Linked DNA regions of Homo sapiens: region 2 is linked to region 1. Evidence: chromatin loops called from intact Hi-C (ENCODE). Cell type or tissue: endothelial cell of umbilical vein. All regions are shown on one strand. Each heading gives the region's core, and the rest is flanking DNA. Links, peaks and the distances in the headings are about the cores only. Region 1 has its middle 8.7 kb from the start of EVA1C. Region 2 overlaps CFAP298-TCP10L (CFAP298-TCP10L readthrough).

Region 1 (17,137 bases), core at 4,708-12,707:
GTGTGTAAATAGAATATTAGTTAACTGAATACAAAACAGCACTTGAAAAAAACACAAGAAATACAAGGAAAGAATATCTTGCTTATATAACTCACCACAATAATGGATTAAAGGAGAAAAATCCGTTATTATTTCAATAGATGGAAAAAGACATTTGAAAAGATACCTATTTATGATTTTTAAAATTCACATAAAACTAGGGATAGAAGGACTTTCCTTAACTTGGTAAAGACTATATACCAAAAACCTGCAGCAATTATCATGCACAATGGGAAAACTATATGAACTTGAATTATGACTGGGAACAATAGGAAAAACAGGGATGTCCACCATGCTACTATCTATTACGAGAGGTCGTGGCTAGTGAAATAAGGCAAGACAAAGAAATAAGAAATGAAACTGTAATCTAATTGGAAAATTCAATAGAAATGCAAGCTAAATAAGAATTTAGCAAGGTTGTCAGACATAAAATCAGTTACCAAAATTGGTAGCATTACCTCTACATTAGCAATAGCTAATTTAAATATGTAGGAGAAGCTGGGTGTGGTGGCTCATGCCTGTAATCCTAGCGCTTTGGGAGACTAAGGTGGGAGGAGCACTTGAGCTCGGGAGCAACATAGTAGGACCTCGTCTCTACAAAAAAAAAAAAAAAATTTAAGTAGCTGGTGTGGTGGTGCATATCTGTAGTCCCAGCTAGTCAGGATGCCAAGGTGTGAGGATTGCTTGAGCCCAGAAGACCGAGCCTGCAGTGAGCCAGATTGCTCCACTGCACTCCAGCCAGGGCAACAGAGGGAGACCCTGTCTCAAAAAATAAAATAAATATAAAACAAAAATAAATAAATATGTGGTAGAAAACAAAGCACCATTTAGAAAGAAAAAAACCCTACAAATTCTCAGAATTAAACTAAAAAGACTGCACAGCATCTTTAAGGACAACATTGTAAAATAATATTTGGTTAAATAAAGATACATACTATGTTCACGGAAGAATGTCTTCACATTGTAAAACTGCTAATTTTTCCTAAATTAAGCTGTAAACTATTACCATTCCAATAAAAATTAAATTCAGAAAACCATAATATATTCTTATGGAAAAAGAACAATCCAGGAATAGCTAAGTCAGCTTGACAAGACTAAAGGGGATCTTACCTTATGCATGAAGACGTATCTCAAAGTTGCAATGGTCAAATTAGAATGGCAGTGGCAAAAGAACAGACAAATAGGCTGGGCGCAGTGGCTCACACCTGTAATCCCAGCACTTTGGGAGGCCAAGGCGGGCAGATCACAAGGTCAAGAGATTGAGACCATCCTGGCCAACATGGTGAGACCCTGTCTCTACTAAAAAAAAAAAATTAGCTGGGCGTGGTGGTGCATGTCTGCAATCCCAGCTACTCGGGAGGCTGAGATAGGAGAATCACTTGAACCTGGGAGGCAGAGGTTGCAGTGAGCTGACATCGTGCCATTGCACTCCAGCCTGGGCGACGAGAGCGAAACTCCGTCTCAAAAAACAAACAAACAAAAAACAAAACAAAACAAACAAACAAAAAACAGACAAATAGCCTGGTGGAATGGAATACAGACTCCAAACAGATCTATGTAATGGAGGTACAGGTTAACAAATCTGAAACTTCTTTTTACATATCCTGGAATTGAAAAATAAGTAAATGGATAAAGGATGGTGGGAGCCAGGCTTCACACTGTTGGAAAAGGAAGTTACATATAAGCAAAAGGGTAAGGCTAGAACGGACCCTGTGATACTGGATTAGAGTTGGAAACACCAGCATGATCTCATGTTTAGTTTAACACAGGTAGAGATGGATTGGTACAGAAATAAGTATAAATACATATTCTACCTGGGTTTGTACACAAGCATATATTTCCTAGCTCTGTTCACTGGTAGGGCCTAGAAGCAGTCACACCCCAGAAGCAATGAGCACACTCAGTGCCCAGATCTTGGTTTCTAATACCATTATCAAATAAAAGGAACCAGGGTGGGTGTGGTGGTTTATGCCTGCAATCCCAATATCTTGGGAGGCCAAGGTAGGTGGATCACCTGAGGTCAGAAGTTCGAGACCAGCTTGGCCAACATGGCAAAACCCCCATCTCTATCAAAAATACAAAAATTAGCTGGGTGTGGTGTCATGCACCCGTAATCCCCGCTACTCAGGACACTGAGGCAGGAGAATTGCTTGAACCAGGGAGGCGGAGGTTGCAGTGAGCCAAGTTTGTGCCGCTGCACTCCAGCCTGGGTGACAGAGTGAGACTCCATCTCAAAAAAAAAAAAAAAAAAAAGAGAAAAGAAAAAAGAAAAAAAAACACACAATAAAAATATAAAAATAAAAAGAACCAGGACTCCTTAGAGAAATGGCTGATTCTAGGGCTGGGACAGGGAACACATAAGGTGAGTGTGGAGTATCTTGTAGTACCAGAAAGTAAGAAATGCTTCAAAAACAAAAGAATGGAGCTATGTCAAAGAGTCACAGGAACCAACTTGAAAGAACTCCCAATGGAACAGTTTCGGTGACAAAATGAATAATATAGCATTGGATTATAACCTAGGGTAAAAAGTAAATATATGTAAGTCTATACTGATATAAAAAATGATGATCACCAGGCATGATGGCTCATGCCTGTAATCCTAGCACCTTGGGAGGCTGAGACAGGAAGATCACTGGAGCCCAGGAGTTTGGGTCCATCCTGGGCAACAGTTTAGCAAGACCTCATCTCTAAAAGAAATAATAATAATAAAATAAAAATAAATTGATTGCTAAGTAAATAAATGGGGGAGAAGAGATAAATCTTCCTTACAAAAGTAATCCAAATAATACATGTAGATACTTCCTGCTTCCAGAGGTGGAGCTTAATTCAAATACTCCTCCCCACTTCCCTAGTGTAGGTTTAGTGACCTACTTTTAAATACTGGAATATGACGAGGGAAAAATGATAACTCTATAATAGAGAAGCATGGCAAACACTACCTTATCCAAGGGATCAAAGTTAATGTCATGTATAAATCATGTTACTGTGATGTACCCCTGAAGTGATGTGATGAAGATGCTTTGCCTCTGTATATCCTTCCCGAAACCCAAAATCCCAGCCCAATTGTGTGGAAAACATCAGAGAAACCTAAATTGAGGGACAGTCTAAAAAGTACATGAGCAGTACCCTTTAAAACTGTCGAGGTCATGAAAAGCAATGAAGAACTGAAACACGACCACAGACCAGATGTGATGGGAGACACAATGATAAAATGCACTGTGGTACCCTGGACTGGACCCTGGAGCAGAAAAAGGCCAGAAGGGGAAAAACTAGTACAGCGCAAATAAAATAAAGTCTGGCGTTTAGTTAATAGTAACGTCCCAATGCTGGTTGCTTAGTTAGCAAATGTACCCTACAACCGTGAGAAATGTAAAACATCAGATGAAACTGGCTGAGAGTGTATGGAATTTTTTTCAAATGTTCTGCAAATCTAGAATCATTTCAAAATAAAAAGTGTAGTCAAGGCCAGGCACAGTGGCTCACACCTGTAATCCCAGCACTTTGGGAGGCTGAGGTGGATGGATCACTTGAGGTCAGGAGTTCGAGACCAGCTCAGCCAACATGGTGAAACCTCGTCTCTACTAAAAGTACAAAAAGTACCTGGGCGTGGTGGTACATGCCTGTAACCCCAACTACTGGGGAGACTGAGACAGGAGGATCACTTGAACCCAGGAGGTGGAGGTTGCAGTGAGCCAAGATCGTGCCACTGCACTCCAGCCTGGGCAACAAAGTGAGACCCTGTCTCAAAAAAAAGAAAGAAGGAAGGAAGGAAAGAAGAAAAGAAAGAAAGAAAAAAAGAAAGAGAAAAGTGTAGTTAAAACAAAGACCTATGCATAGATAGGAACTTTTTATTTTTAATTTTGAAACAGCTTTATTAAGGTATAACTGATATGCAGTCTAATGGCACATATTTACTGTATATGATTTGATGAATTACCTCCTGGCTCCTGGTAACCACCATTCTATTCTCTGCTTCTATGAGTTTGACTATTTTAGGTACTGCTTATGAGTCCTGTCCTTCTGTAACTGGCTTCTTTCACTCAGCAGACACCCAGAATAATTGAAATAAGGTTATTGAAGGGATATTTGCACTCCCTGTTCATTGCAGCATTATTCATAATCGCCAATTTACAGAAGCAACCTAAATGCCTATCGACAAATCAATGGGTTAAAAAAAAATGCGGTATTTAGTATACAATGAAATATTATTCAGCCTTAAAAAAAAGAAGGAAATCTTGATATTTTTGACAACATAGATGAACCTGGAGACCATTATAGAAATGTGATATGTGATCAAGACAACACCAAAATCAGTGGGAGAAGGGTGGTGTGGTAGATTACAAAATATGGTCACAAATTCCTCCCACCCTGGAATTCATGCCCCTTTGCAATTTGACTTTGCAGTTCTCATTGGGAGGTTGGGACATTTCTTCCCCTGTTGGGGAGCAATTTGGAACCACAGATCTCCAGGGGTAGCTGACTGCCAGTGTCATGATACTGTCATTATCTCTTCATTTAACATCTCCTCTCAGAGTACTCCTGGCTTGCTAGTTTAAATTGTGAAAATTTTCTGCATTAGCCTCATTTTATTTACATTCTTTGGTCTTTACTGTTCATTACTATTTAAATGTGTTAACATTTAAATGACATCTATACTGTAATTTTCCTTTGTCACTATTGAAGTCACCCTGGACTGCTAATTGCAAACATAATCGTATTTTCAGAGAGGTTTATTTTAGGCAGATTGCCCCTTAAGTTGCAGGAAGATGGAAAGAATGGCAGGCAGATCACCAAGAATACTCTGAAGATGAAGATGAATAAAGTGGGTAAGAGTGACTGGGATGGGCAGGGAATGGCAGACCCCTGAATGAGTTAGGGAGTGATCGAGCTTGAATATTTGTGCCACCCAGATCTCATATTGAATTGTAATCCCCAATGCTGGAGGTGGGGCCTGATGGTGGGTGTTTGGGTCATCAGGGTAGATCCCTCATGGCTTGGTGCAGTCTTTGAGATAGTGAGTGATTGCTCGTGAAATCTGGTCATTTAAAAGTGTGTGGCACCTCCCACACCCCAGCTCTTGTTCCTGCTTCCACCAGGTGAGATGTCTTGTCCCTCTTTGCCTTTGGCCATGAGTAAAAGCTCCCTGCAGCCTCCCTAGAAGCAGATACTGGCACTATGCTTCCTGTACAGCCTGTAGAACCAGGAGCCAATTAAACTTCTTTTCTTATAAATAACCCACCCTCTGGTATTCTTTTAGAGCAATGCAAGAACAGCCTAACACACGGAGAAAAGCCAAGGCAACCGATAGGTAAGAAAGAGCCCTCTAAGCAGAAGCTATAGCCAATGCAAAAGCACTGAGGTGGGACAGCAAAAAGGCCAGTGTGTCTGAAATGGAGGGAGGGCGATCATGGTAAAAGTGAGGCCAGTTGGAGTGGCTCATGCAGAGCCTGGTTGGACAAGGTAAAGTCTCCGTAGCATTTGAATTGTCTGGATTTGCCATTCCCAAACTGGGCACCAAAGTGCCCAAAGCACCACATTGCCTTGGAATGTTTTCAAAAGTTGAGGGAAATCCATCAATTCTTGACATCTGTTCATTACCAGGCAAACTACTGGCTCAAGGTAGTTCATAGATTCAACATTAGATTGTGCTAGTTTCCAGCTGGGTGCAGTGGCACACGCCTATAATCGCAGCACTTTGGGAGGCTGAGGCTAGCAGATCACCTGAGGTCAGGAATTCAAGACCAGCCTGGCCAACATTGTGAAACCCCATCTCTACCAAAAAAACACAAAAATTAGCCAGGCGTGGTGGCAGGCACCTGTAATCCCAGCTACTCAGGAGGCCGAGGCAGGGAGAATTGCTTGAACCTGGGAGGCAGAGGTTGCAGTGAGCTGAGATCGTGCCATTGCACTCCAGCCTGGCAACAGAGTGAGACGCCATCTCAAAAAAAAAAAAAAAGATTGTGCTACTTTGGAAGAAGAGATGAAGAGATGAGTTCACAGCTTTGCAACGCTGGGTTTCCGGGGCTTACCATGATGAAAAGCATCAGCCAAGTGTGGCGGTGCCTGCCTGTAGTCCTAGCTACTTTGGAGGCAGAGGCAGGAGGATCACTTGAGCCCATGAGTTCGAGGTTGTAGTGAGCTTATCGAGACACTGTACTCTGGTCTGGGGAACAGAGGAAGAACCTCTCTCTAAAAAAAAAAAAAAAAAAAAAAAAAAAGAGCAAGCACCAAGCTGAAATCAACACGGGTCAAGAAATGATAGTGTGGTATCCAATCTGATTTCAAGGTTGAAGAAATAGTGACATGTCCAACGGGCACACACACCCCATTCGAAATTATCTGTGCTTATTTAAGAATAAAGGAGGACTGGCCATGGTGGCTCATGCCTCTAATCCCAGCACTTTGGGAGGCCAAGGCGGGCGGATAATCTGAGGTGAGGACAGTCAGCCTGGCCAACATGGTGAAAGCCCATCTCTACTAAAAATACGAAAGTTAGCTGGGAGTGGTGGCAAGCGCCTGTAGTCCCAGCTACTCGGGATGCTGAGGCAGGAGAATCGCTTGAACCCAGGAGGCGGGGGTTGCAGGGATCACACCATTGCACTCTAGCCTGGGAGACAGAGGGAGACTCTGTTTAAAAAAGAAAAAAGAAAGAATAAAAGAAAACATTTTTATTTCCATCATATGTATTTACGTATATATGTAAACTGCTTCTTTATTATTAGAACACAAATACTTATGTTGTTTGGACATAGCTATTTAATAAACTTAACAGTTTAGGTTTGGGTTTTGTCCTGGAGCACTTGAAAAATTATTGAGACACTAAAGGTGCCATGAACTGAGAAAGATTGAGAACTTCTGGTCTATACCTTTGATCAGAGCTCACTTTTATTAATTCTAAATTCCCTTTGCGGACTTTGATTCTTTTTTTTTTTTTTTTTTTTTTTTTTGGCAGCCTTAAGCTTTCCCTTGAGAATGAAAATTTAAAACTTGTAAATTTTTTGTACACCCATGTTCATAGCAGCATTACTCACAATAGCCAAAAGGTGGAAGCCATCCGTGTCCATCAATGGATGAATGGATACACAAAATGTGGTATATACGTACCATGGAGTATTTTTCAGTCTTAAAAAGGGATAAAATTCTCACAACCTTGAAAACATTATGCTAAGTGAAATAAGCTAGGCACAAAAGGACAAATACTGTATAATTCCACTTATATGAGGTACCCACGGTAGTCAAATTCATAGAGACAGAAAGTGAAGGCCGGGCACGGTGGCTCATGCCTGTAATCCCAGCACTTTGGGAGGCTGAGGCGGGTAGATCACCTCAGGTCGGGTGTTTGAGACCAGCCTGACCAACGTGGAAAAACCCCGTCTCTACTAAAAATACAAAATAAGCCGGGCATGGTGGCTCATGCGTGTAATCCCAGCTGCTCGGGAGGCTGAAGCAGGAGAATCGCTTGAACCTCGGAGGCGGAGGTTGTGGTGAGCCGAGATCACGCCATTGCACTCCAGCCTGGGCAACAAGAACAAAACTCTGTCTTAAAAAAAAAAGAAAAAACAAACAAGAAAGTGAAATGGTGGTTGTCAGGGGCTAGGAGAGAGGGGAATGGAGAGTTAGTGTTTAAATGGATGCAGTGACTCAATATTGGAAGATGAAGAGATCTGGAGATGGAAGTTGATGATGACTGCACAACAATGTGAACGTACTTAATGTTACTGAACTTTACAGTTAAGATGGCTAATATGGTAAAGTTCATGTTACGTATATTTCACCATAATAAAAATACATTTTTGAAATTCATGGACCACACTCATCACTCCTAAAACATAAATTAAGATTCCCACCTACAGAGGGCGCCATTGACAGTCCTAGTGGCATTCGGGGGTTGGGTGTGCAGGACCCACAACTGCCTGAAGCTCCAGCCTTCTCCTTCCCCAGCCAGCTGCCTGTGCAACAGTCCTCAGCCTCCCCCACCTCTCCCTCACCCTTCTGAGACTTTTGCTGAGGTTTTTGTTTTGCTTGTTTTTTTAAAACTGCTGCCGATCAAGGGGAAACAGACTGGGCATATCCGTGACTACCCCTCTCTTTTCTTCCTTCTAGGAGAGACAAAGTCACTAGAAAAGCTAATGTGGTACCTACATACAACAAGATATCATTCAACCTCAGGAAGGAAGGATATTCTGACACATGCTACAACAACAGGGATGCACCCTGAGGTCATTATGCTAAGTGAAATAAGCCAATTAATCCTGTATGATTCTGCTGATAGGAGGTACCCAGAGAAGTCAAATCCATAAAGACAGAAGTAGAATGGTGGCTGCCAGGGCTGGGGAGAGGTGGGGATGGGGAGTTGGTGTTTAATGGGTACAGAGTTTCAGTTTAGCAAAATAAAAAGAGTTCTGTGGATACGGGGTGGTGATGGCTGCACAAGAATGTGAATGTACTTAATATCACTGAACTGTACACTTAGAAATGGTTAAAATGGGCCAGGCACAGTGCCTCACACCTGTAATCCCAGCACTTTGGGAGGCTGAGGCGGGCAGATCTCTTGAGGTCAGTAGTTCGAGACGAGCCTGGCCAACATGGTAAAACCCTGTCTCTACTAAGAATACAAAAATCAGCTAGGCATGGTGGCAGCACCTGTAGTCCCAGCTACCCAGGAGGATGAGGCAGGAAAATCACTTGAACCCAGGAGGTGGAGGGTGCAGTGAGCCCAGATCATGCCACTGCACTCCAGCCTGGGCTACAAAGTGAAACTCTGTCTCAAAAAAAAAAAAAAGGTTAAAATGATAAATTTTATGTTATGTATATTTTACCACAATAAAAATATTTATATATAAATTTGTGTATTTATATATACATATATACTTATGTATATTTATATATGCATATATAAAAATATCTATATTTTACCACTATAAAATATTTTTAAAAGAAAAATGATTTTTTCTTTTTGGATGTGTGTGTGTGTGTGTGTGTGTGTGTGTGATATCAGGTCCTTGAGGACTTGAAAAGCTCAAATCAGATTTGGCTGGCATTTCAGAAGAAAGCCAGGCCTCCAAAACTCAGGTGTGTCACAGAGGGCTCAGGGACAGGGATGCTGCTGAGCAGAGGAAAAGGATGAGGGAGTGAGCCTGGCCTAAGGAGGCCAACAGAGTGGGCCAGAGGTGGGGAGGGAAGAGGGTATTCAAAAACCAGGGTTGAGGAGAGTGTCCCAGCCAGTTCACAGGAAGAAGAAAAAAGTTCTGGTGGAAAAGCCATTCCAGTATCCCACTAGAGCAGCGGTCCCCACCCTTTTTGGCTCCAGTGACCAGTTTCTTTCATTCTCTTTTTTTTTTTTTTTTTTTTTTTTTTGGAGATGGAGTTTTGTTCTGTCATCCAGGCTGGAGTGCAGTGGCGTGATCTTGGCTCACTGCAACCTCTGCTTCCTGGGTCCAAGCGATTCTCCTTCCTCAGCCCAAGTAGCTAGGACTACAGGTGCCTGCCACCACACCCAGCTAATTTTGTATTTTCAGTTTTCACAACGTTGCCTAGGCTGGTCTTGAACTCCTAGTCTCAGGTGATCCATCTGCCTCGGCCTCCCAAAGTGCCGGAATTACAGGCATGAGCCACTGTGCCGAACATGGGGACCAGTTTTGTGTAAGACAATTTTTCCAAAGATGGGGGTTGGGGGGATGGTTTGGGGATGATTCGAGTGCATTACATTTATTGTGCACTTTATTTCTGTTATTATTACATTGTAACATATAATGAAATAATTACACAACTAACTATAATGTAGAATTAGTGGGAGCCCTGAGCTTGTTTTCCTGCAACTAGATGGTCCCATCTGGGGGTGATGGGAGACAGTGACAGGTCATCAGGCATTAGATTCTTGTAAGGAGCATGCAACCTAGATCCCTCACATGTGCGGTTCACAAATAGGGTTCACATTCCCATGTCACTCCTTCACTCCAGTCAAGGAGGCAGAGGCCAGGCAGTAATGTGAGCCATGGGGAGTGGCTGTAAATACAGATGAAGCTTCTCTCACTTCTCTCACCAGTATGGTGGCCCAAGGCTGGAGACCCCTGCACTAGAAGATCAGGGCTGCTGTCACTCAAAGGAACAAGGTGGAAACTGTTTCCACCTAAGAGTTCAAATTAAAACCAAACACGGTGGCTCACACCTGTAATCCCAGCACTTTGGGAGGCCAAGGCAGGTGGATCACTTGAGCTCAGGAGTTTGAGATCAGCCTGGGCAACATAGCGAGATCTCATCTCTACTAAACATTTTTTTAAAATATTAGCCAGGTGTGGTGGTGTACGCCTGTGGTCCCAGCCACTCAGGAGGCTGAGGCAGGAGGATCGCTTGAGCCCGGAAGGCTGAGACAGCAGTGAGCTGTGATTGTGCCACTGTACTCGAGCCTGGGCGACAGAGTGAGTGAGACTGTCTCAAAAACAAAAAAACAAAATTTAAAAAATAAATTAAAACCAAACACTATCTTATACCCAATAAAAAATAATATGCAAAGTCCATAAAATGATTATATTTATTGTCATGGCTACCCATGTGCCCATGTGTGAAGCTTCTACTCTGACTGGCTCCTTTTTTTTTTTTTTTTTTTTTTTTTTTTTTTTTTTTGAGATGAAGCCTCCCTCTGTTGCCCAGACTGGAGTGCAATGGCATGGTCTTGGCTCACTGCAACTTCCGCCTCGTAGGTTCAAGCAATTCTCCTGCCTCAGCCTCCCGAGTAGGTGGGACTACAGGCACGCACCACCATGCCCAGCTGATTTTTGTGTTTTTATTAGAGACAGAGTTTCACCATGTTAGCCAGGCTGGTCTCAAACTCCTGACCTCAGGTGATCCACCTGCCTCGACCTCCCAAAGTGCTGGGATTACAGGCATGAGCCACCACACCTGGTCCCGACTGGCTCTTCAGGCTCTAAACTCCACCACAATCCACAACACAAGTACCAGTCATGGCAGAGATGGGATTTGCATCTTTGAGCTCTGACCACAGAGCCCACACCAATAACGACTGCCCTAAAGCGTGACCAGGCAAGCTTGGTTTAGCAGAACCAGAGCTGCTGCTTTCCAACGTTCTAGGGAGTTTCCTTCCTTTAGCACACTTTCCTTAATGATGGCAGAGCACTAGGTTGGAAGAGTGCCTGGTGCCCGGAAGGAAGGGAAGAGCAGTAAGGAGGGTGGAGAGAGGGAGTAGGGGTTTCTGCCCTTTGTTCCCAGCTACAGCCCAGGCTGGCCCGGCTCCCTGTAGCATTTGCTGAAGGCAGCAGATCACTGGCACCTCAGGCCTTCTGTTGAAAGCAGCACCTTCCTGCCTCCCTCGATGGGGAAAAAGGCACCTGCTTTCTCCAGGATGAAATCCATGGTGTCCCCCAGAAACTGAGTGTGCCACTTAGAACACTTGGGAATTCCCACACTGAAAAATTCCCTTTTTTTTTTTTTGGAGACTGAGTCTTGCCCTGTCACCCAGGCTGGAGTACAATGACACGATCTCAGCTCACTGCAATCTCCACCTCCCAGGTTCAAGCGATTCTCCTTCCTCAGCCTCCCAAGTAGCTGGAACTACAGGTGCATGCAACTATGCCTGGCTAATTTTAATTTTTGTATTTTTTTGTACAGATGGGGTTTCCCAATGTCGGCCAGTCTGGTCTTGAACTCCTGACCTCAAGTGATCCTCCCGCCTTGGCCTAAAAGTGCTGGGATTACAGGCCTGATACCCACTGCACTCGGCCTTGAAAATTTCCCATGGATCTGAATTCAGTCCTTCACAACGCTTCAAAAACTTCCAAGAGTTTGCACGTGCTGCATTCTTCTTTTACAAAGACAATGATTCACATATAAACTGATAGCATATGCAAAAGGTGAGAATACATAATTAAGAAAACACTCAGGAATGAAAAGAATCAGTATAGATTTAGCCTGATTTTTTTGAAATCCTACATCTATTTTAAATAGGTTATGGGTTTTTAGAGTCAAAATGGATTTTAGCATTCATTTTTTTCATTTTGCAAATGTGAAAAAGTGAGAGACAGGCGAGTCAAGTGCCTCTGTGGGTTCCTCTGTCTCAGTGGCAGAGCTGGGACTTGACCTGAGGTCTCCTGAGTGGCTATTTGAATATAGGTTGACACTATTGGATGAGATGCCTTTGACCTCGGATGGGCTGTCAGTACAGACATCAGTTGACTGCTGTGCACATATTCTTAAAGACCTCCTTCTGGCCGGGCACAGTAGCTCATGCCTGTAATCCCAGACTTTGGGAGGCCGAGGCGGGCAGATCAGGAGGTCAGGAGTTAGAGACCAGCCTGACCAACATGGTGAAACCGTATCTCTACTAAAAATATAAAAATTAGCTGGGCATGGTGGCACATGCCTGTAACCCCAGCTACTAAGGAGGCTGAGGCAAGAGAATCACTTGAACCCAGAAGGTGGAGGTTGCAGTGAGCCGAGATCGCACCACTGCACTCCAGCCTGGGTGACAGAGCGAGACTCCATCTCAAAAAACAAAACAAAACAAAAACCTCCTTCTGCAGGCTTTGGGGCCACACCTTCCCACACAACTTTTCTAGTGCACTGTGGCTTTTGCAGTTCTGACCAAGCAGGCTCCTTGCTATTGATGCGGCTCTGTGGTGCCAGCTCTAGAAACAAACTACCATTTGTTGCTTTCTAAAAAAAAGCCTTTTAAGCTCCAGACGACATTGGGCCTCTCTCTCCTGAGCTGAAAGGTTGGTTTCTTTGAGGTTTCCAAATGGCAGCTTATGTCTTCTCAGAAGGGCTACAGCCCATTTGTTGGAAGCCAAAAACCTTACCTCAATGGCCCAGGTGAGAGGACATGGCTCAGGGTTGCAGTCTGAGTGTGAAGCACATAAACATCTCCCATAATAGGCTTGGTGGCTGGGCCTGGTGGCTCAAGCCTGTAATCACGGCACTATGGGAGGCCGAGGTGGGTGGATCACCTGAGGTCAGGAGTTCAAGACCGGCCCAGCCAACAAGGTGAAACCCTGTCGCTACTAAAAATACAAAAGAAAAAGAAGAAGAAGAAAAAAAATTTGCTGGGTGTGGTGGTGCACACCTGTCATCCCAGCTACTTGGGAGGCTAAGTCAGGAGAATCACTTGAACCCAGGAGGCGGAGATATCAGTGAGCCAAGATCGTGCCACTGCACTCCAGCTTGGGCAACAGAGCAAGACTCCACCTAAAGAAAAAATAAATAGGCTTGGATATGGCAGAGGGTGAGAGACAAGTAGCTAGGATCTCAAGGAAGAAGGAAAATAGAGATGTAACATGGAGCTGAAAAGAAGGTGCAGGAATTGCTTTAAAAGAAAACAAAGAGACAGAAAGTAAGACGTGTAATTTACAATGTCCTGTAAAGGTTGCCTCTTGCACACATGGACTGAATGCTGTGACTACAGAGGCACTTTTCAAACTAGTACAAGAAGGAACAAGATTGCCCAATGGTGCCATCACTTAGAAAAGAACCCTTTATTTTACCTCCACCTAATTGCTGTGCCTTTGCAGTATAAGAGGGCTTCAAGTCTTGGTTCGGACGGTCAGTATGACTCTGTGCCCTCAGTCTCCCCATCTGAGAAATGAAGATTCCTGTTGTACCTGGGCCAGCTTCATATGACCTGAGCAATCACTCAGGGCCCTGTGTTCAAAGCATTAAACTATGCTTGGTTTAATGCTCTGCTATTATCATCCTGGAATTCTTAATAATCCTTGAACGAGGGGCCCCACATTTTCGTTTTGCACTGGGCAAGTAAATGACGTAGTTAGCCTAGTTAGTACCTATCTCAAAGGGTTGTTGTGAGTATTAATATTTTGGAAACACTTTATTATTTGGCACACCAGTCATCATTCACTTTAATTCCAGCTCCCATAACTGTGTTGAAATACCAAGTGGCTATGACTGTTTTTATTATTCAAATTCCATCATAGTAGAAAGCATTTAAGGAAAACTGCCTCGGTGGAAAAGATTATTTCTCTCCAGACCCCAGATTGATTTTACACTGTTCATCCCTCTTTGAAACATATATTCCTTTTCCCACTTTTCCGTCCTATGAGTTGTTATAGTGCCTCAGAGTTAAGGTATTTGACCTACAAAGCTCTTAGAAAAGTGTGGGGTCCAGAGAGAAAGATAACTGAGCAATTCAGTTTTCTCGCAAGATTCCAAAATTCTTAAAGAGATCAGATTAGGACCAAAATCTTCTGATTTAACAGTGAGGGGCTAAGGGACAAAACAGAGGGAAGCCAGGGAGACGTCCTTCAGACCCTCTCATAGCCCACGACTGCCCGGTCGCATTGTGCTGTCCATCTGCCTTCTAAACATCCTTCCATTGTGGCCGCTTCTCCTCTTCTTTCTGGGTGTACAGCGAGCACATCAGCCCAAGCACAGCCATAAACCCCTGACTGCACTCTCTCCCTCACCACGGCCATCTCCCCAGACCCACTTTTCTTTTTTGAGACGGAGTCTCGCTCTGTCTTGCCCAGGCTGGAGTGCAGTGGTGCAACCTTGGCTCACTGCAGCCTCTGCCTCCCGGGTTCAAGCAATACTCCTGCCTCAGCCTCCCGAGTAGGTGGGACTACAAGCGTGTGCCGCCATACCTGGCTAATATTGTATTTTTAGTAGAGATGGGGTTTCACCGTGTGGGTCAGGCTGGTCTTGAACTCCTGACCTCAGGTGATCCACCCACCTCGGCCTCCCAAAGTGCTGGGATTACAGGCACCAGCCACTGCAGCCGGCCACATGCCATATATTGTTTATCCATTCATCCACTGAGGTTCTTCCATCTGTCAGCTCTTCTAAATAATGCTGCAAGGAATATTGGTGCATAAGTATCTGTTTGAGTCTGTCTCTGCTTTTAGTTATTTGGCACACATACTTCCAGGGCCTGCTTTTGACTCCTCCAGTCCATTTGCACTCAGCAGCCGAGAAGGACTTTTTACCAACACACATCCAATCACATCACTTTTGTACTTACAGTTCTTTGCTGGCTTAAGATAAAAGACGGAAATTCTCACCAAAGTCTCCAGGGCCCTGAGCTCTGGCCTGCCTACCTCCAAGTCCCCTGGCTCTTCCCTTTGCTCTGCTCCAGCTGTCTAGACTTTTCCCCATCCTTCAAGACAGCCATGCTCCTTTTGGATTTCAACATGCTGGTCCCTTTTTCTAAAATGTTCATCCTCCCGCAACACCCGGGTTTTGCTAGTTTTTGCTTGGCCAATTCATCCTCTAGCTTTCTCATCCATCTTGCCTTAAAATGCTCCTGAATATCTCCCTTCCTCCCTCGGGCTCAGCTCCTTCATTCCTCGCTTCTGCTCCCATGGTTCCTGTCTTTCGTGACTGTCCGTTCACGGGGCATTATTTTCCAATGTCTGTCTTCCCTGCTGTAATAGTAACTGTATGCATTCATCCACTGGAGTTGCTTCCATCTTTTGGCCATCATAAATAATGCTGCAATGAATATTGGTGTGTAAGTATGTTTGAGTTTCTGCTTTACCAGGTAAGAAAGCCTGGGGATGCTGTCACAGTGAGTAACAGTGCCCACTTAGACATTTGGAAGCCAGTGCAGACCCACAGGGCAGTGCTGCCCACTCCCAGGACTCGGGAGCATGGCTGCCTCCCTGTGCCAACACTGTCAGTCACTAGCGCAGAACCTGGCACACGTTGGTACCAATTCATATCTAAACTGGATGAATGAACAGACAGAATGGAAAGTACAGGAGGGACCCGAGTTTTGGACAAACATTACTTACCCTGTGGCTCCTAAGTGCTGGGCATCCTTACCCACACTCCCAGCTTCAGTTTCCCTAACCTAGAGAGCGCACACTAATATTTATGTTCAAATGTTATTGGGGAGGTTGAGTTTTTATTTAATATTTGAATGTAGATTTTAAAAATCATTATGCCAGACAGGCTGGGCCTCACTCGATAAACACTGATGTTTAGCATTTAACACACTTTTCCCCAGACTGGAAGAAGAGGCCGAGATCCCAATTCGGTGACCCAGCCCTTGCTGGAGTACTAGGTGGTATCTAATGCCATCCACCCTTCCGGGATCTTTACGGCCCACCTCTGAGTGGGTCCCACGGGGACCCTCAGCCGCATTTTCTTTCTGCAGGCCTCCCTGCACACTCTGGGGCGTTCGCAGCTCTGGAGCCCGCGGGGCAGTGCGTCCGGCCCCGCCCTGGGCCTCATTATCTACGTTTCCGCGTCACGCCCGCCGCGAACTTGGCAGGCCCTCCCGCCGGGTTCGGGAACACTGTGTGCCTAGCGCCCGCCCTCCTCCCTTCCGCCGGCCCCGCGCGATCCATAGGGTTTGGGTCGCTGGGCGCCAGGTACCCGCACCCGGCAAGCAGCCACGGAGCCCCTCGCGCACTTGTCCTCGATACCCTTGAGTTGGGGCTACGCAGGCCACTCCTAGGCCACTGGCTGGGCGTCCGAACGTGGGTCACCCCGCGCACAGTCTAGAGGTTCAGAAAGATGCTGTGGCCCACTTTAAAACAAAGCCCAATTATTAGCGCTCGGCGGCTGTTTGCGCCGGTGCAGTGTCAGATCCCCCAGCGCTGCGGACAACCAGCACCCAAAGGAAGCCGAGCTGGAGCTAAAGATCCCGGCTCCGGAGCCATCTGACCGGTTTTGAGACCTCCAGCTCGTCGCCGTCCTGGCTGCGAGAGCTTGGGCACGGCGCCGGGGCTCAGTCTCCTCTTCTGTGGAATGGCGATAACTGTATGTGCCGGGTGACTGCACGTGGCGCGCGGCGGGTGGCGGGGATGGCAGCGGTGCGATCCCACGCCTCCAGGACCCCACCTTCCTGCGGCCCCCGATCGGCCCCGCCCCGGGGGCGCCCCAGCTGCACGCGCGGCGCTGGCTCCAAAGTGCGTCACGGGCACCGGCCGCGCTCCTTCTGCCGCCAGGGCGAGGCTGGCACCCGGCCAGCGCGGGCAGGGCCACGGGTGCCCGGCTGTTTCCCGGGTGTGGAAGGCGCTCAAGGTGCGCGGCCCGGGGCGCGCTACTGGGGGCGCCCTCCGCGGTGGGCAGCGCGCCAGGGATCGGCCTGGGCAGCCGCGGGGCGCGCGAAGGCTGCGCTTTCCCTACG
Region 2 (14,104 bases), core at 5,232-13,231, 160 kb after region 1:
GCCGGTGGATGTCAATAAGGTCACATTATTAATAAAAATAAGAATGAATAGGCCGGGCGCGGTGGATCACGCCTATAATCCCAGCACATTGGGAGGCCGAGGCGGGTGGATCACCTGAAGTCAGGAGTTCAAGACCAGCCTGGCCAACATGGTGAAACCCCGTCTCTACTACAAATACAAAAATTAGCCAGGCATGGTGGCAGGCACCTATAATCCCAGCTACTCGAGAGGCTGAGGCAGGAGAATCGCTTGAACCCAGGAGGCAGAGGTTGCAGTGAGCTGAGATTGCACCATTGCACTCCAGCCTGGGGGACAAGAGCTGGATTTCATCTCAAAAAAAAAAAAAAAAAAAAAAAGAATGAATAAACAAGTAACTAACTTGATGTAGGAGCCATACATATGCATCTGTCTACTACAGAGCCTCCCGCCCCTCTCCAAGTCCTCACCTTGGTTTTCTGGAGTCCCGTGGTCTGTCTCACAACCACCCTTATATGTACTCAACACCCCAGACGTCATTTGAGTGTTTTCCTCAATCATGACCATAGCTGCTCAGACCTTCTCTGTCAGCATCTGCTTCCCCTGAAAAGATTTCTTTCTCATGCCTTTCTGTCTGTGTCCACAGTGTCTCAATTGAAGGTCCTTGGTCTTCAAGGAACCAAGACTACACTGAGATCCATTCTTGGGAAGTGCCTCTCCTTCAACCTCCGGTACCACTCATCCATAAACACCAACACTATTTGCCTCTTTGTGTATCATAAAGTCCCTCATTGAAACAGCCCCTTAAACTCCAGTCTGGAAAACAAACCCACTGGGCTACAATAAGAACCAATTTTAGACACAGACATCCTCCCACTTCCTCTTGACCCCAGGTATTCTCTGCCAAACTACAATTCCTCCAGGAAATCAGCATCTAGCAGCACCCCCACCAACCCATGGAGGTTTGTTTTGTTTTGTTTTTTGAGACAGGTCTCACTCTGTCACCCAGGCTAGAGTGCAGTGGTACAACCACAGCTCACTGCAGCCTGACCTCCCCGGGCTCACGTGATCATCCATGAGGCAGTTTGAAGAGATCTGAAGCCCAAGATAGACTCAGGCTGGAATTCCCACTATATACAGGTCACTAGATTTAATTTAAATGTGTCTTAAATTTCACAAATGATGCAACAGAATGAAAGATGTAATTCAACAAAACTTGTCCAAGAAGGTCCTTGGTATTTTCTCTCTTCTGGAAATCATCGATGAAAAAGCATGTTATATGAGCTAGCAGAACTCAGTCAGTTAAGGGAAAAAAGGTCATTTAATTGCACAATAAGAAGCATAATGTGGGCAGAAAAGAACTCCCTGTTTATTGCATATGTCAAATTATTTAGGTATCTATGAGAGAAAGGTGGATGTACCAAAAACCTAGGCTATGTGTAATCATTGAAATTGAGTATCAGATTGCACTCTATGCTTCCTGGAAGCCAAGGTAAAAAGTAAAATAGGTAAGTTATATAGTTCTCCACTATTATTCATCTCATAGAGTAACACAGCGTCTGGTCTGGTCTAACAGCCAAAAGCCTATCATCACAAAAAGAAATGAATTAATTGCCTGGGTCTCTAAATAAAGGGAATAAATCACCCTAGACAACAAGGTCTTGGAGGGCCTCATCTGGGTGGTCTCTACCACATGCCCCGCAACAGTTTTCCATATGCCCCGCAACAGTTTTCCATAATAGAAACAGATTTCATCTGACTTTTTTTTTTTTTTTTGAGTCAGAGTTTCACTCTTGAGTGCAATGGTGTGATCTTGGTTCACCGCAACCTCCGCCTCTCGGTTTCAAGCGATTCTCCTACCTCAGCCCCCCAAGTAGCTGGGATTACAGGCATGCACCACTATGCCCCGCTAATTTTGTATTTTTAATAGAGAAGGGGTTTCACCATGTTGGTCAGGCTGGTCTCGAACTCCTGACCTCAAGTGATCTGCCCGCCTCAGCCTCCCAGAGCGCTGGGATTACAGGTGCGAGCCACCGCTCCCGGCCCTCATCTGACTTCTTATGCAAAGTACAAGAAGATGTCACATTGCTTTCTTTCCTATCGTTTTGAGAAGGTGTTTTTACAAAGACCTCCTGTTCTGAACACTGCTCATTCTGCCTCTGATGAGCCCAGCTTCCTGGATGGACCACACATGCTACCAGGCATGGCTTATGATACCCTTGAGCCTGGTTTATGATGACCCTTGGTGTTCATTTTCCTCATCATTTTCAGCCTGGGCCAGCTTGTCTCTCTTGGACATACGAAGGTGCCTTGTTAACCTCTTTTTACCCTCTCCCATAGCCAGTGCACAAAAAATACTTGGATCTCGGGTCATTGTTCCCTGACCATAGGCTTTGTTGAGATTAGAAATAACTGGTTCTTTCAAAGAGAATGCCTGCATTAACCAAGTATATTCTAAAGATATGTAGCAAATGCTACATTTGTAATCATCATAAAGCTGAAAGGAAAAAGAAACACTGCAAACATACTGAAACAATTAAGCAATGTTCGTTCCTGACTTTGGGCTGGGAAGAATATTCTTTGTGCACCGTATAGTCGGTAAGACAACATTCTGAGGCCCACGTTTTAGTTAGTTACCAACTCCTAGAAGCCAATGGAAAATCACAGTCTTTGATGTGTAAAATAACTGAGAAAAAGGGTGTAGAGCCTTATAAAATACCTGAGCTTCATCTGGACCAGCCAGGAGCAAGACTTGAAATCCTCTTACTGAGGAAAATGAAGGAATGCACACTTGCCTTTTGAGGCACAAAATAAAAGAAACCTATAAAATTTGTGTGGCACAGTGTCCCAGAAATCAATTATGTAATTCTTAGAGCAAAAACCTGCTTATAATCTGCTGTTTAACAAAATTTTTAAGGGTTATAAAAGGTTTATTAAAATCTTACCATACGGTCAAACTGATTCAGATTAAATACCTTTGTCTATAAGGTTTGATTAAGGTTTGGGTTTAACATAAATAGTACATTAATGTAAAGGTGAAATTTGGCTTATTGGGTATAAAAATCATACAGGGAGCACTGCCAAATATGAAATGGTATTTGGCTTTCTTTGGGCTATAGTTGCATAAATATGTTATTGGTATGTGATCTGAAATAATGGGAAACTCCTATAATTCTGACATGACTTAGTGTATGTTATTAATAATTATAAGAAAAACCTGTTGTACTTTTATTCCAATGTTCAATTTATCGAAAAACTGAATAATATCCCTTTAATTTTAGCCAATATGTTCACACAGATAATTTCTTCTATGAGATTAAGATTTCACAGACCTTTAACAACTTGCCTAAACCTTCAGCTTTATCCTAATTTAAAACAGTCCTTTAACTCTCTAAACTTAGGCAAGAAATCCACATTCCCATGCCTTCTTATAATCTTTTACCAAAAGTACATTCTACTTCCCTCCCACACTTTGAAGGTAAAACTGTTTCTTCAGCAGTCTCAATTACATGTTACAATGTTAACTCTTTTTTTTTTTTTTTTTTTTTTTTTTGAGATGCAGTCTCGCTCTGTCGCCAGGCTGGAGTGCATACAATGTTAACTCTTAGCAACTTTTATTTTTGGTGAAAAACCTGGTTAGTAAGTGATTTTAATTATGTACCAGGTGTGGAGCCCAGGACCCAGACAAAATTAGATAAAGGACTCATTCCCTAAGGCAGGAATTGAACCCTGAACCTGGGCCGCCACTGTGAAAAGAGAAAGCATCACTACATGGTTACAAGGTCAGGCTCCCCAAGACATACAAGACAAGAGGGAAATCTCATCCAGTTTTGTTTTTAGGGACCTGCAGCAAAATTTATAACTGACCAGTTTGCTGGGCCACCTTGAACAGTCGGCTTACAGGTGTCCTAAGACCATGTTCCATCCTATGATACCCCTCTTTATGGCAGAGCAATACAGAAAGACACACAAAGCACACCAGATTCACTATAGCTTAGGACTAGCCTCACAAATCCTTTTTTTCCATTAATCTAAACTTTTACGGAGGAGATAAACAATGATTTTTACCGTTCATTCAACCAGTTTGCACACACAGAGAGAGAGAGACAGAAACAGACAGAGAGAGGGAGAGGAAGCATTGCTTGAGGCAGGGTGGGGAAGGCCAGGTGCTCAGGGAGACCACAGAAAGACCCACCCATTGCAGTGACACTGAAAAGTTCAGGCAGCTGCTTGTCAGTAGAAAAGGGATATTTTCCAGTGGTATCATCAGCTCTCGAGTTTCCCCTTTTAGGGAGGAAAAAGCTCCCCATGTCCCACAATCCTATATGTGCCTAATCCTGTCACCCACAGCCCTCAGCAAAGAGTTCAAGGCAGATTAATCCAAAGAGAATAGCAGTTAACGTCTCATAATACCAAACCCATTCTTAGCCAAAAAGGACTTTACTGAAAGGGGCTTCTAACCCCTTAAATCTTAAAAGGGACCCTAACCCTCCTAAGTTGGGCCTTTAACCCAAGGTAGGTCAGGTGTCCTTGCCTTTTATCAAGAGCGGCCTCTGACCCACTCTGTCTTAGGAGAGACTCTGACTCCCCTAAGTTGGGCCTCTAACCCAATTCCATCCTTTACCTGGGTACCCCACCACTTACCCAAAGTTGGCCTATCAGTGCTGCACTCTATTTCCTTTGGGTCGGGGGGTTTCTTCAGTATCGTCCCCTCAGGGTTCACTAGAAAAATGTTACTGGCCCCCACCACTTACCAAAAGTTAGCCTTTGGGTGGGGGTTTTCTGCACTGCAGTCCCTTCAGTGGTCACCAGAAAGATGCTACAGGAAAGGAGTCCCAATCCAGACCCCAAAAGAGGGTTCTTGGATCTCATGCTAGAAAGAATTCAGGGCGAGTCTTTGGAGTACAGGGAAAGCAAGTTTATTAGGAGAGTAAAGGAATAAAGAATGGCTACGCCACAGACAGAGTAGTCCCGAGGCTGTTGGTTGCCCATTTTTATGGTTGTTAATGATGATATGCTAACAAGAGGTAGATTATTCTTGCCTCCCCTTTTTAGACCATATAGGGTAACTTCCTGACGTTGCCATGGCATTTGTAAACTGTCATGGCGCTTGTGGGAGTATAGCAGTGAGGACGACCAGAAGTCACTCTCATCACCATCTTGGTTTTCATGGCTCTCAGCCAGCTTCTTTACTGCAACCTGTTTTATCAGCAAGGTCTTTAAGACCTGTATCTTCTGCCAACCTCCTCTTTCATCCTGTGACTGAGAATGCCTTAACTTGCTGGGAATGCAGCCCAGTAGGTCTTAGCCTCATTTTACCAAGCCCTTATTCAAGATGGAGTTGCTCAGGTTCAAACACCTCTGACAGTAGTTTTTAACTCTTAGTAACCTTCATTTCTAGTGAAAACTCTAGAAAGTAATTTTGAATTGTTTCGTATCAGTTATTTGTAGATAAAAACCATTTTATAATTTTTTAGAAATATAGTTCTTCAAATTATTTTTTATTATCAGATCTAAATATATTTACTTTTCTATACTATATAGAAATAATATGTCAAGGTATATGGACTTAAATCATGTTTAATAATGAATATTCCAGTATTTTAGCTTGAACATGACTCATTTTCTGATTTTTTGTATTACTTAATTTAACATAACATGACTCTTGGATTTTAAATTACAGAAAATAATTTTGAGTCGGGCGCAGTGGCTCACACCTGTAATCCCAGCACTTTGGGAGGCTGAGGCGGGGGGATCACGAGGTCAAGAGATCGAGACCATCCTGGCTAACATGGTGAAACCTCGTCTCTACTAAAAATACAGAAAGAAATTAGCCGGGCGTGGTGGTGGGCGCCTGTAGTCCCAGCTACTCAGGAGGCTGAGGCAGGAGAATGGCATGAACCCAGGAGGCAGAGCTTGCAGTGAGCCGAGATCGCACCACTGCACTCCAGCCTGGGCAACAGAGCGAGACTCCATCTCAAAAAAAAAAAAAAAATTTTGAGGCTATGACATAGGCAGCCTCCCTAATGTCTCCTCCCAGCCATTCTAGGTCCCAAGAAGCCATGTGCCACCCATGAGGACTATGAAGATCAGGGCCTCTCTGAGTCCATCAGAACAGAAGCCAGAGCTGTGAAGGCTATACTTGGAGAATCCAACCCCTCCCACAATAGCCAGGAGTCAAAACAGGGAAAGCAGAGGAAGAAGGGGCCATATTGGGCTTGTAGCTGGTGGTCTAGGCACCAAGAATGCGTCTCCAGATGTCATCTTGGCCACCTATCCAGACCCCTGAATCCAGAGACTCTAAACCAAAGACATAAGCTCACAATCAAATCAAGCGAGTATCTAATTATATTTAACTGATAGTTTTGAAGCCATTTTTATTTTATGAACGAATTAAAAACTAGCTTTATTTACCAGATACCACATACACATAACATATATAGACATACAAACGAACAGAAGCGGATCCTATAGCTTTTGCCAGTTTTTAAATACTTTTTCTTTTCTCCATTTGGTGTATCAATCTTTCTATTACCTGTTTCATTTCCCTAAGCAATTGTTAACTAGGCAACAAATTTGCATTTCTAAAGAGAGAACTTGCCACAATTCCCAGTTGCTATGAGAGGGAAATTGACACAATCCCTTAGGTGAAACAAAAAAACCATGTATATTTCATAAGCACAGAGCTAAGATTCTCGGCCTAAGTATTGATTCATCATTTGCTCAAACCCAGGGAAAAAAAAAAACTGCTCAAGTAAAAGTTCACTTAAGATAGACAGAAAAGCACCTTAAACAAAGGCATTACTGATTATTTAAATTTAAAAAAAGGTTAGAGTTTCTATTGTACATTGGCAGACATCCCTACAAATTGAGATTTCCTTTATAGATGTAAATTTCCTTTACAAAAGAGTTTCAAGGTAGCCAATTAAATTCCAGAAAGGTGCATTTTATTTCAATAGGGTGTCCTTTTTAATGTAACCACTGTTTCTTAGTTAAAATTACTGAGTTCAGGGTGGAACCCATTAGGGAACAGAGTCAAAAAAGCATCCTCTATGGCTGGCCTCCCGCATGGATAGGTCGGAACAAGAAGCAAGCCTATTTTACCTGACGGCCTAACTTTTATAAATACCTTATCTAGGATAGCTTTCTTTCCACCTTTAGGGTGGAATAGTAACTAAGCAAAGATTAGCAGATTTAATTTTTCTTATCAATTAGTTTCTTAAGCTTTTTATTTGCCTTTCATAAAATCTTTAAATAAAAAGATTGAAATCTTTTTAGAAGCTTCTGCATATCAATAGGCATCCCTAGATGAGACTAATTCAGGAGGCCTCATTTTCAAATGCATTTCTTCAGTGCAGTGTTGTTTATTTGGAACCTTCCATGGTAAATTATCTTTAGTAAGATTTCACCATTTCTGTAAGACTTTGCTGCTTCTGAGGCCTCATACTTATGCATCGTGAAAGGAAAATAAATCTTGGGGCCCCAAAATCACTAAGCTAAAGGGAAGAGTCAAGCTGGGAACTGCTTAGGGCAAACCTGCCTCCCATTCTAATTCAAAGTCACTCCTAAGCTCACTGAGATGAATGCATATCTGATTGCCTCCTTTGGAGAGGTTCATCAGAAACTCAAAAGAATGCAACCATTTGTTTCTTATCTACCTATGACCTGGAAGCCCCCTCCTGGCTTTCCAGACCTAACCAATATTCATCTTACAAATGTTGATTGATGTCTCATGTCTCCCTAAAATGTATAAAACCAAACTGTGCTCTGACCACCTTGGGCACTTGTCATCAGGACCTCCTGAGGCTGTCACAGGTGCGCATCCTCAACCTTGGCAAAATAAACTTTCTATATTAATGGAGGCCTGTCTCAAATATTTGGGGTTCACAGCATGTATAAGCCAGAAGGTACTCAGTTCTTCCAAAACTAAAGGTTCCATCTTTACCTGAAATATTGGCTTTGGAGATCAGGTTCCCTTAATCAACTTGGCTAATCATTTTTTTCCCTATCTAAGCCTGCAATAAAAATGAAACAAAGAGGAGAATAGAAAAATCCCCATGAATTTCCAAAAGCCAAATTTTACACCCCCTGCAATATTGCCATTTACTACTGGTTTCTTTCTGTCCCAGTCAGACATAAGAGGCCTATAACTGGATCCAAGCCAGCTAATTATCAGATCCAATCCGACCCCTTAGATAGGAATTTGAGCAAGATAAAAAATATCAGAGCTTAGTCCTCAGTGGGTCCAGTGGGTACCTTGCTTAGTCACTCAGCACTCATGGGGGTCATCAGAGGATCTACTTTGGATCTCACTTCTGATGCCACCTATTAAATGAAAAAACTTTGGCTGAATTAAATTTAAGAGTTTAATTTAGCAAAGAACAATTTGTGAATCAGACAGCCTCCTGAGCCAGAGTAGGCTCAGAGACTCTAGCGCAGCCACGTGGTAGAAGACTTACAGGCAGAAAAAGGAAAGTGACGTGCAGAAAACAGATGTGAGGTACAGAAACAACCAAATTGGTTGCAGCTCGGCAGGCATTTGCCTTATTTGAACATAGTTTGAACAGTTAGCCCTTGATTGGCCAAAACTTGGTGATTGGCACAAAAGTAGGCTTCAGTCTGTTTACATCTTCATTTAGGTTAAAGTTCACTATGTACAGAGAAGCCTTTAGGCTGAACTTAAAATACGTTAAAAGGCAGCTTTAGTCTAAACTTGATTTAACAATATAAAGAATTGAGGCAAAGAGAATTTCATAACTTGCTCAAGATCACAGAGAAATGAGAAACTTAGAATAACTCTCAAGTACTCGGACTCCAGACTGGATGCTGTTAACCTCCCCTAGACTCTCATGTCTATATTGCTTTTGGCCTATAACTTTTTCATGTGTGTGCATGAAATTGTGAACTTCTTTTCAGTGATAGTCTTGTGTTCTTATTTTATTACACTTTTTAGTTCTTCTTGAATATGGCTGCACCACTCTGAACACGCCTGATCTTGTCTGATCTCATGAAGCTAAGCAGGGTCAGGCCTGGTTAGTATTTGGATGGGAGGAATAGATCTTGAATTTTATAAATAGCACTCAGACATCTATTTTTATGCTTATTTTTAAATGTCTTGATAAAATGTTTGACTACTATTACATTCTTGGGAAAAATCTCCCTTTTTTGTGTTACACTTTTAATAATCACTAGATTTTGTTTGCTAAAATGTTATTTAGAATTTTTCATGTATTTTTCACTGGACTGTGATTTTTCTTTTTATATAACATCTTTTTTAAGGGTCTTTGTTAATATTACACTCAAGTTTTCTTGTTTTCTTTGCCCTGAATTCAAGCAGTTAAAAATCCATGGGAAATAGTTTTCCTTGACATTTTCTTTTTTTTTTTTTTTTTTGAGACAGAGTCTCGCTCTGTCACCCAGGCTGGAGTGCAGTGGCGTGATCTCGCCTCACTGCAACCTCTGCCTCCTGGGTTCATGCCATTATCCTGCCTCAGTCTCCTGAGTAGCTGGGACTACAGGTGCCCGCCACCACGCCTGGCTAATTTTTTATTTTTTGTATTTTTAGTAGAGACAGGGTTTCACTATGTTAGCCAGGATGGTCTCGATCTCCTGACCTCGTGATCTGCCTGCCTTGGCCTCCCAAAGTGCTGGGATTACAGGTGTGAGCCACTGCGCCCGGCCTTTTCCTTGACATTTTCAAAGAACTATGCATGTAATATTATAGTGACTGTTCACCCAGCCCCTTGCCCTAAAGCCTGGTAACATGATTAACTCATGATTCCTGGATAAATGCTATGTTCTCATTCCTCCATTTTTATCTATACGTAAGGCTCTTGGCTTTGAATTTTATTTCTATCTCTTTGTTTGGTTAAGTTCATCTTGGTAAAACATTAGCTCTCCCCGCATTTGTTCTCAGTTCTATGATGTAGAGTTGATAAACTTTCCCAGTAGGACAGACACATATTTTGCCCAATGTGTGTTCTCTGTAAATGCAGGTGAGGAAGGAGGGGTAATTAGAGGAAACAGAATTAGAATCTCTAGGGATTTGAGCCCTTAAACAATTCTACGATAAACTACAATTTATACAATATTTTCTGAGTCATGTAGTTTTGTGTTGGATTGCTTTCGGTCTGGTAGAATTCAGCTGGGAAACCAACTGGTCCAGGGCTTTTTTGGTTGGTAGGTTTTTCATTACTGATTCCATTTCAGAAGTTGATATTGGTCTATTCACGTTAACAGTCTTTTCCTGATTCAATCTTGGAAAATCGTGTGCTTACAGGAAAGTATCCATTTCCTCTAGATTTTCTAATTTGTGTGCTTAGAGTTATTCATAATAGTTTCTGAAGGTCTTTTGTATTTCTGTGGGACCAGTTATGATACTGATAAAAAAAAAAACCACCTTTTTCATTTCTGATTGTGCTTTCTTGGATCTTCTCTTTCTTTTTCTTTGTTAAACTGGCTAGTGGCCTATCGATTTTATTTTTTTGAAAAACCAAGTCTTGGTTTTATTGATCTTTTGTATGGATTTTTACATGTCAATTTCATTAAGTTCTTCTCTAATTTCAGTGGTTTTTCTTCTGCTAGTTTTGGATTTTCTCCTCCCTAGTTCCTTTCCCTTAGTTGACCTAGTTTCTTCCTTTCCAAAGATAGATTGTTAATTTGAGATTTTTTTAACTTCTTGATGAAGACATTTAGGGCTATAAACTTTCCTCTTAACACTGCCTTGGCTGCATCCAGAGATTTTGGTAAGTTGTGTCCCTATTTTCATTAATTTCAAACGATTTTTTTGATTTCTGCCTCAATTTTGATGTTGACCCAGGAGTTATGCTAGAGTAAGTTAGTTAATTTCATGTATTTGTATAGTTTGAGGCAATCTTGATATTGATTTCTACTATTATTGTACTGTGATTCAAGAATGTGCTTTGGTATGACTTCAATCATTTTGAATTTATTGAGACTTTTTATGATCAAGCATGTGGTTGATCTTAGAATACATTCTGTGTGCAGACAAGAAAAATGTATATTTTTTGGTTGTTGGGTGTAGTGTCCTGTAGCTGTCTGAGATCCAGTTGGTCAAGTGTCAAGTTTAAATCCAGAGTTTCATTGTTAACTTTCTGCCCTGATGATCTAACGCTGTCAGTAGGATGTTCAAGCCTCCCACTAGTATTTTGTGTTTGTCTAAGGTTTTTCGTTGGCCAAGAAGAACTTATTTTATGAATCTGGGTGCTCCAATGTTGGGTGCATATATATTTAGAACAGTTAGGGCTTCTTGTTGGATTGTACCCTTTATCATTATGTAATGCCTTTTATTGTCCTTCTTGATTTTTTATTTAAAGTCTGTTTTATCTGATATAAGTATAGTGACTCCTGCTCTTTTTTCCTCTCAGTTTGCATGGTAGAATTTTCTCCATTCTTTTACTTTGAGCCTGTGGGTGTTATTATATGTGACATGGATTTCTTGAAGCAAACTGACATTTGGGGCTTGTCTTTTTATCAGGCTTTCCACTCTGTGACTTTTAAGTGGGCATTAAGCCCATTTATATTCAAGGTTACTATTGATGGGAATGATTTTAATTTTGTCATTGTGTTGTTAACTGGCTGTTATGTAGACTTAATTACGCAGTTGCTTTATAGTTCTTGTGGGCTATGGTCTGAAGTGTCTTTTGTGGTAGCAGGCTCTTTCAATTCTATGTTTAGCACTCCCTCACCAGGTCCCCCTCACCGGGGACCTGAGGATCTGAGGACTCCCTCACCAGGTCCACTTCTGGGGATGTCTTGTAAGTCTGGTCTAGTTTAAATATACTCCCTCAGAATTTGCTTTTCTGAGAAGGATTTTATTTCATCTTCATTTAAGAAGCTTGGTTTGGCAGCATATGAAATTCTTGGTTAGAATTTTTTTTCTTCAAGATGCTAAAAATAGGCCCCCAATCTCTTCTGGCTTATAAGGTTTCTGCCGAAAGGTCTGCTATTAGCCTGATGGGTTCCCTTTGTAAGTTACATTCCCCATCTTTCTTGCTGCCTTTAAGATGTTTTCTTTTGTGTTCACTTCAGTGAATCTGATGACCACGTGCCTTGGGGATGGATGTCTTGTATAGTATCTGGCTAGGGTCCTCTATATTTCTTGGATTTGCAGGTCAACCTCTCTAATGAGTTTAGGGAAATTTTCATGGACTATGTCCTCAAATATACTTTCCAAGTTGCTTATTATTTTTCTTTCTCAAGAATGCCAATGAGTCATAGATTTGGTTTCTTTGCATAATTGCATATTTCTCAGAGGTTTTGTTCATTTTTCTTTATTTTTTCTCTTTATTTTTGCCTGACTGAGTTGACTTAATTAACTGTCTTCAAGCCCTGAGGTTCTTTTCTCTGCTTGGTCTATTCTGCTGTTAATAGTTCTGCTTGTAGTTTGAAATTCTCGTAGCGAATTTTTCAGTTCAAGAAGTTCAATTTTGGGTCTTTCTTAAAACGGCTTCTTAGTCTTTCAACTCTTGAATCATTTTACTGAATTGCTTTGCATCCTTGGATTGAGTTTCAACTTTCTCTTGGTCTTGATAAGCTTCCTAGCCATCCAGATTCTGAATTCTATGTCTGCCATTTCAGACATTTCAGACTGATTAACCATTGCTGGGAACCTAGTGGGCCTGTTTGGAGGTGAGGGGACACTGGCTTTCTGAATTGCCAGAGTTCTTATTCTGATTTTTTTCCCATCTGAGAAGGCTGGGTTCCTTTAACTGTGATGGTAATCTAGCATAGTCAGTTGGCTTTGTATCCGGAAGTTTTCAGAGGGCTAAGGCTCTGTAAGGGTCTTTGTGGTTGAATTCTTGCCCTTGGTTTATCAGCAGGGAGAAGTGGCAGAGTGACTTTTTTGTTGTTGTTGTAGTTTGGGCTGCGATCTGGTAGATAGTGCTTGAGAGCAATGGATGGAAGACGGGCTCTTACTTGGCAGCATGGCTCCTTTGTGTATCCTTGGATTTGCAGCTATGCTCTGTGGTACAAGGGGGAGAGAGGTGACCCCCTCACCAGGTCCACTCCTGGGGACTGGGGGAGCCATCTCTGATCGCTGGCACTTTGCCAGCAATTCCAATTATTTATTTATTTATTTATTTATTTATTTATTTATTTATTTATTTAAATTTGATGTTTCAGCCTCGGGGCTCCCTTGGACAGAGGTCCAGTAGGGAAATAGGCCACATCTTTACTGGACCTGCCCTGTGGAGGGGAGGCACATCTAGGTTCTAGGCCAACTTGTGAACCAGTGCAATTCACCCTTCTCAGTTTTCTGGGAGTGTGGGGTCCTCCCCAACTTGAGTGCAGAGCACAGATCCTGGCTAGGTAATCCTGAGCCATGGGCCAGGACCCTGGGGTGCCAGGACCTGCTTGCAGCTCCCTTCTCCAGACCCTTGGGACTGGGTCCCAGGTGCACTATAGGATCTGAAGGGCTCCCAGGCTTCCAGAATGCACTTAGGTGGCACAAAGCACCCAGGCTGGGCAGTGGAGCTATGCTGTATACAGGCTTCTGCAGGGTGGCCAGGCAGAAGACTTGGGAGGGGCTGGCAGGCAGGTGGCCTGTGAGACAGATGTGCCCCAGTCCCACAGGGAAGGTGGCCCTGCTTTCTCCCCAGTGGTTAGCTAGGGCCAGAGACTGTCAAAGGGAGATAGGCAGCCCTTGGTGGGGTTAGGCTCCGCCAAAGCTGTCCCTAGCACAAAGGTTCCTGGCGCCATGCCTGTGGCAGCTCTGTCTCTGTCTAATCTCTGAAGACATCCACCTACCAGCTCAAATGTCCGTGGCGCGTGTGAGGTCTCCAGTCTCCAAGTCCCTTCACTTACCCTTTCCTCAGACACCGCTGGAGGCCAGGAAGCAGCCTTAGCATTCAGTTACCCGCACGGAGTTTCCAGCTTCCTCCCTCTTCAGCCTCAGGGTCTGCATCTTTTCTACATCCACATTCAGCATCTTCTTTACAAAGATCTGTTGAAATTATGTTGATTTAGTCAAAATCTCGGCCTCTCTCCATGGGAGCCACACTTCCCAGCAGCATTGAGTTGGCCATCTTAAGACCCAGTTGGTGTATAATTTTTAAATATTTAATAGAAACTTTAAAATATTTGAAAAATTAATCTTACATTATCA

What was found. Hi-C counts contacts between places; a loop is a spot of excess contacts. Peaks named below come from ENCODE experiments on the same cell type or tissue, not always from the same donor. Only the 100,000 strongest peaks of a DNase experiment are listed, where the experiment ranks them.
Region 2: a loop joins it to region 1, with 5 times the contacts of the local background. A loop is called at or near these places in 95 of 110 quality-filtered maps.

What each region holds. Positions count from the first base shown.
Region 1 is chr21:32,395,427-32,412,563 of GRCh38, forward strand. It overlaps a transcript of EVA1C not described here. Among named protein-coding and RNA genes, the nearest start is that of EVA1C, 8.7 kb to the right of the region's middle. In endothelial cell of umbilical vein, for the core only: a CTCF peak has its summit at 7,890 (motif pointing right); a DNase peak (open chromatin) is centred at 8,085; H3K27ac peaks cover 426 bases.
Region 2 is chr21:32,554,138-32,568,241 of GRCh38, forward strand. CFAP298-TCP10L (CFAP298-TCP10L readthrough) reads right to left here. Exons shown (of 12, transcript NR_146639.2): 11 at 13,804-13,942; 12 at 9,355-12,961. It also overlaps the pseudogene RNA5SP490. Among named protein-coding and RNA genes, the nearest start is that of TCP10L, 24 kb to the right of the region's middle. RefSeq lists enhancers at 7,192-7,983, 7,984-8,775. In endothelial cell of umbilical vein, for the core only: a CTCF peak has its summit at 8,412; a DNase peak (open chromatin) is centred at 8,414; H3K27ac peaks cover 310 bases.